Regions from separate parts of the Mus musculus genome. Here region 1 is linked to region 2. A link is a contact called in ENCODE Hi-C or POLR2A ChIA-PET data. All regions are on one chromosome and are shown on one strand. Each heading gives the region's core, a stretch centred on a gene start or an enhancer-like site at or near the end of the contact. The rest is flanking DNA. Distances are from core to core; before and after follow the strand shown.

Evidence for each region. Hi-C counts contacts between places; a loop is a spot of excess contacts on that map. ChIA-PET counts read pairs that join two places held with the same protein, here RNA polymerase II (POLR2A).
Region 1: a map of heart shows a loop between it and region 2 (7-fold over the local background). The contact joins the promoter of Emc3 here to the promoter of Creld1 in region 2. A Hi-C loop is called at or near these places in 4 of 37 maps with a recorded cell type or tissue (gastrocnemius and heart). POLR2A ChIA-PET finds 5 or more read pairs at or near these places in 4 of 5 experiments (Patski and embryonic stem cell).

What each region holds. Positions count from the first base shown.
Region 1 is chr6:113,530,044-113,533,149 of GRCm38, reverse strand. Emc3 (ER membrane protein complex subunit 3) reads left to right here and starts at 1,512. Exons shown (of 8, transcript NM_175101.3): 1 at 1,512-1,822. The coding sequence starts at 1,668. It overlaps Fancd2 (Fanconi anemia, complementation group D2), which reads right to left and starts at 1,468. Exons shown (of 44, transcript NM_001033244.3): 1 at 1,402-1,468.
Region 2 is chr6:113,481,956-113,484,929 of GRCm38, reverse strand. It overlaps Creld1 (cysteine-rich with EGF-like domains 1), which reads right to left and starts at 1,574. Exons shown (of 10, transcript NM_133930.2): 1 at 854-1,574; 2 at 353-435. The coding sequence starts at 1,027. Il17rc (interleukin 17 receptor C) reads right to left here. Exons shown (of 18, transcript NM_178942.1): 17 at 2,552-2,647; 18 at 1,767-2,433. The coding sequence ends at 1,811.

The DNA of each region.
Region 1 (3,106 bases), core at 263-2,762, 48 kb before region 2:
AAATCTTAGGTGTATGATGATTTGCCTGTGCATACGACTGTGGACCATGTACACACTGGATGCCTGCATAGGCCAGAAGAGAGTATTAGAGCCCCCAGAAGTGAAGTTACAGATAGTTATGAGCCACTATGTGGGTGCTGGGAAAGGAGCCGAGATTCTCTGCAGAGCAGCAAGTGTTCTTAACCACTGAGCTATTTTTCTAGTACGTATTTATTTTTAAGACAGGATTCCACCATGTAAATTGGACTGGCTGGTCTACATAGTTACCAGTTACATTCTAGGCCAGCTTCAGATATACAGTGAGGCCCTATCTCAATAACCAACAAACAAACAACCTTGTCTTATATGCTCTAATTATAATCTACATATTTCTCACATGCTAACTTAAGAAAGATACCATTACTAGTCTCCTAATCAGGGGAAGGGCTGAGGTTCTAACTCTAAAAAGTCTGGTTCCAGAATCTGTACTCCTTGTTTTGTTCATTTATTTTTGGTTCTTAGACAGGCCAGAATCTGTGGGTTTTGTCTTACTTTCAACTTCTAGGGTCTTGTGTAGCTGTTTGGTCTTGAACTCATACATAGCCAAAGGCAACTTCTCCTGCCTCCACCTCCTAAAAGCCAAGACTATGGGCTATTATTATTATTACTGTTTTTTATTTGGTTGGTTTTGTTTTTTTGTTTTGCTTTCTTTTGTTTGAGACAGGGTTTCTCTCACTCTGAGGACTGGCTGACCTTGATCGAACTCAGAGATCCAACTTCCTCTGTCTCTCAAGTGACACCACCACCCAGCTTCTCTCTCTCTCTCTTTATTTTTCTGTGTATACAATGTTCTGTCTGCACATCAGAAAAGGGTATCAGATTTCATTATACATGGTTATGAGCCACCATGTGGTTAAGGGGAATTGAACTCAGGACCTTTGGAGAAGCAGCCAGTGCTCTTAACCTCCAAACCATCTCTCCAGACTAGGGCAATGGTTTCTATTAAGGATTAACGTTCCTGGGCTGGTGAGACAGCTCTGGGATTAAGAGCGTTTACTGCTCTTGCAGAGGACCCAGGTTCAGTTCCCATTCAAACATGCGGCTCAAAACTGCCTGTAACTCCAGTTCTAGGGAATCCTGCGCCCCTTCGGGTTCCTATATGCATGTGGTGCACATAAACACAGAAGGTCAAATCATACATATACATTAAATAAGTCTTGCCAAAAAAAAAAAAAAAAAAGCCTCAAAAACTAAAAACAGGTTCAAATTTCTTATTATACGAGATTTCTTATTATGCGTTTCCTACAATAATATGTAATCACTGACAGCCACTTTTCAGAGGGAAACACTAGAACAAGTCAGGGCCGTCTGACTTCGGAGAGATACCATCTCGCTCCCAGGAAAGCCTAAAAAGCCACTAACCTGGGGACCCGCCAGTTGCTTCCCTTCGTTTTCGACTTTCCCGCTAGAAGAACGGCGCTCTGACGCCATCAAAGCCGCGCCGTGGCGTGACGTTACTCGCCCGCACCGGAAGTTGACGGCCTGGCGGCCCAGCTGGAAACAGTGCGCGGAGAAAGCTAGGCTGCCCCAGATTCCACGCCAGCCAGACTGAGGGGCGGGTGAAGGCCCGGAGCCGAAAGCCGGGAGGAACCCAACTCCTCCCGACCCGCAGCGAACTCTCAGCGAAGATGGCGGGGCCCGAGCTGCTGCTTGACTCCAACATCCGCCTCTGGGTGGTCCTGCCCATCGTTATCATCACTTTCTTCGTGGGCATGATCCGCCACTACGTGTCAATCCTACTGCAGAGCGACAAGAAGCTCACCCAGGAACAAGTGTCTGACAGGTCAGTACCCTCACCCTATCCTGCTGACCTCACTCCCGGGTGACCTTGGTCAAGAAAGTGCAGGGATTGATTGTATCACTTTAACTGAGTTTTCATCGCGCCCCTACGGGTTGACCTTGGCGGTTAGCTGTGTTTCATTTTTGTCAGTAAAATGGGAATAATCTCAGTACCTACCTAATAGAGAGAGCAGGCATGTAGATGTTAGATTGGATGATACCTAAAAGCCTTTAGCCCAGGGCCTTGCATGTACTAAGTGTTTAAGAAAACGTTCTTAATATTGTTAGGCTAGTTGCCAACCGTCAGTGAGGTTCTCTCTGAACTATCCTGCTCCATTCCGTTATTAAGAGTACCCACTGAGAGTCAGATGCAATATTCCCTTGAGTCCTGCTAACATCCAGGCAAGTGAATTTCATAATCTACACTACCAAAGAACTGTAGTGATCTGCTGAGATGCTAAGGTATAAAGTGCCTCCAAAGCTTGGAGACTACCACAGAGACGTGTGAGGAGTTGCGATGGACCATTCCACCTGCCTCCTCTCCTCACTTGCCTTCTTACAGTGCTTTTCTGTGGGAGACAGAACTTTGACATAACTTCAGCCACTTCACATTAAAATCAGTAACAGTTTTCAATCACTTATTCTAGTCATTTTCAGAGACTAGCTGAAGACAGTGCTGCTGGTTCCTTGACTTGTCCAGATCACATAGGAATCACTTTAATGAAGAGAAACGTTTCAAACGTTTCTGCAGAGAACAGAAAACAAAAACCAAAACAAAACAAAAACCTCATTTTGCCGGGCGTGGTGGCACACACCTTTAATCCCAGCACTTGGGAGGCAGAGGCAGGTGGATTTCTGAGTTCAAGGCCAGCCTGGTCTACAGAGTGAGTTCCAGGACAGCCAGAGCTATACAGAGGAACCCTGTCTCGAAAAACCAAAAAAAAAGAAGAAGAAGAAAAAAAAAAAAAAAACCTCATTTTATCGTATTTAAAAGTTACTTTCTTTTTGTGGCAAGTAATACTGGATTTCCATTTGCTGGTGATTTAAAGATCACCTTAAATTAAAAACACTTTAAAAAAAAAAAGATTTATTTTATGTATGTGAGCACACTGTTGCTGTGTTCAGGCACACCAGAAGAGGGCATCAGATCTCACTATAGATGGTTGCAGCCACCATGTGGTTGCTGGGATTTGAACTCAGAACCTCTGGAAGAGCAGTCAGTGCTCTTAATGGCTGAACCATCTCTCCAGCCCTAAAAACACTTCTTCTGCAATGAGGCTGTGATGTA
Region 2 (2,974 bases), core at 325-2,824:
CTCCCATTCAGGACATCTAAACTCCTCTCTAGAACCTTCTGCTCACTCTGCTCCAGCCACCTTTGGGAGAAACAGAAGGTCGGCCCCCCTACTGTTCAAACGGACCATCCTGAACACATCCCACCCACCTGTGGTCTACCCACATTCTTGTTCTTCACCTGACAGGTTGTGTGTACTGTTTGTGTCTACTCTACTAAAAAAGCAAGTTTCTCGAAGATGGGGCTTGGTTTCCTTATCTGCTGTACTGTAAATGTTCAGGATCTGGGGAGCGAAATGCTTCCGCAGAGAATCTATCCAACATCATCAACAGAAACCCAGAGTTGGGGTAGATACCCTGCCCCCACCTTCTTACCTGTCTTTGTATTTGGACAACTTCTCTTCCTCCCAGGCCGTGTTTCCACCCCCGAAGTTGTCCCGGATGGTTCTCTCCAGGCCCTGCATATGGAAGAAATTAGGAATATCTAAGTACAGAGCTAGACACATTCATTTGGATTTTTTATTAGTTTGTTTTTTGTTTTGTTGTTGTTTCTGAAACAAGGTTTCTCTGCATAGTCCTGGCTGTCCTGGAACTTGGTCTGTAGACCAGGATGCCCTGGAACTCAGAGATCCACCTGCCTCTGCCTCCCCAGTGCTGGGACTAAAGGAATGTGCCGGCACTCCCGGCCTAACATTCTAACATTTCATTATTTTATGTTATTGACCAGAAAACTGAGGCACTGTGACACACCTTACCCAAATGCCATACAGTTAAAGCCAGCAACCCACACTGGGACTAGACACCATGCAGATTTGCAGAGAGAGCTCCCTGCTCTCCAATAATGGGCCCCTCCCTCGTGGCTATTAGTGCACCCACCTTGTTGAAGTTGTCCACCAGTGCCCGGCAGGTATGACACGGATGGGGCTCAGCTCGGGGAGAAGGATGGGGAGGAGGAGAGGGTTGGAGCCAGACAGGTCCTGGGAGGCTCAGAAACAGGCTCAAGCACCAGAGCAGAGATGGGACCAGGCCCCTTGGGGGCAGTGGAGCCATCTTTTCCCAGGCTGGGGACGTGCAGATAGAGGGCAGGGGGAGGGTTCACTGGAGAAGCCAGGCTGTAAGGGAGGAAAGCGAGGCGCCTTGGGGCTCAGAGCCCCAGACCTACGTAATTACAAAACGAGGATAAACTGGGGTAGTGGAAGCAGAGGCGCTGGAAGGGGTGAAAGAGCCTAATCTACGATTCCAGCAGAGAAATTATTTCTCCGTTACCGTAGGGGGAGGTGGCCGGGATCGCGGGCAAAAGAATAAGCGTCAGCCCATTGTTTTAGGGTCTCAGTGAGTTATTAGGGGCCAAAATTAGAGAGAGGGTTGGATCCCAAAATATTCCGAGAGAAAGGCGGATGGGCGGTCCTGGAGGAGGAGCCCGGATCCGGATATGAAGAGAAGGGGTCAAGTTCAGAGCCTCTTTGGGAGATGGAGGCACAGCCTGAAACAGGACTGGGAGGATCCAAACCCTGCTAGACCTTAGAGGAGGAGGGAAAAAAAAAAAAAAAAAGTCCCCGCCTCCGCCCCGGGCGCTGTGGGCCGAGTCGCCTCAAAGCCACCGCCTCCGTAAAAAGTACACCCTTCTTCAACGCCGCAGTCCGGAGGGCGGGGCCTTCTCCCAGCCAATTATGGAAAGCCATGTGCCATGGCGTCACCCTACACTAGCCAACCAGAAGCGGCTCCGGGCTGCACCTGTCCGGGCTTTAAAGGGCAGCGGGGTTAAAGGCTCTGTTAGCGGGTCCTCGGAACAGATACACGAGTGCTACTTGGTTAGGAATACTGTATCGGCTTTTATTCTAGTGTAGTGCAGGGTCCCAGGTCCCATTCCTCGCAGCAGCCTGGGGCTTCCGAGCTAGAAGTACAGCTGTCCAGGGCGGACCGCAGCGCCTGGGTCACTCGTTCCACCCGGTCCGCGGGTCGCCCCGCGGAAGTGGAGCAGCCTCCCTGCAGTGCATCCAGGAAAGCCGGCAGCTGCGAGGGCAGGGAGAAGAGCGGGGCGACGCGGAACGGGGAGGGCACAGAGTCTGGGTGCAGCAGCCCGTCGAAGTAGACCCCGACGTAGCGGCCGGTCGCCCGGCCTTGCAGGAAATCGGGTAGCACGCAGCTGAGCCAGGCGGCGAGGGCGTCATGCGGCCCGGGCTCCACTGTCTGGAGCTGCAGCCACTGCTGACACTGCGCCACGGCCGCGGGCGAGAAGAGAAGGATTACCACGCCACCCTCCTGCAGGATACGGCGTCGCTGGTGGTGGAACCAGGCTAGGGCTCCGTGCGCGCTCAGCTCGCGGCGGCTCCACAGGTCCACGGCCACGCGCAGTGGCATCTGGCTCAACGCGGACGCCAGTGCTCCCACCAGACGCTCGTAGCCCGCTCCGTCGGCGGAGTGGAGGAGCAAGGCCGTGCGGGAGCCACGGGCCGCTACAGGGATAGTGGAGCCTGTGAGGGTGAGCCCGGACCTGCCTTCCCTCCACCCAATTGAGCCCCAGCGCCACTGTTTGAGACTGTCCTTGGGAAACCAGGACAGGAAAGCACTCACCTTTCCTGCGGTCCTTTTTTAGAAGGAGGAAGAAGAAAAGCGCCGCAGCCAAGAGTAGGCAGGCCAGCCATACTAGGACCCAGCGCCTGTGGATGTCTGGAATAGACAGGGGAAAATAATGGGCTAGTAAGAAACCTTTATCTTTTACTCCACCTTATCGGAGGAGAAAAAAAATGAGTCTATATACATGAAGTGATCTGCCCCAAAGTCGCATTTGTCAGAGCCCACGCACTGAAAAAGCTCCATGTGTCTCTGTGACCTGCCTCCGTTTCCATGCCTGTAAATATGGACAACAGCATCAAGTGCATTCAGATTGCAGCTGATATTGCCCCTGAAGCCTAGGGTTACAGGCCCTTAATTTTGCTGTCTTGCATGATTGCAATAGCCCCTATCTTTCCGCTTACAGTCCATTCACTCTATGGG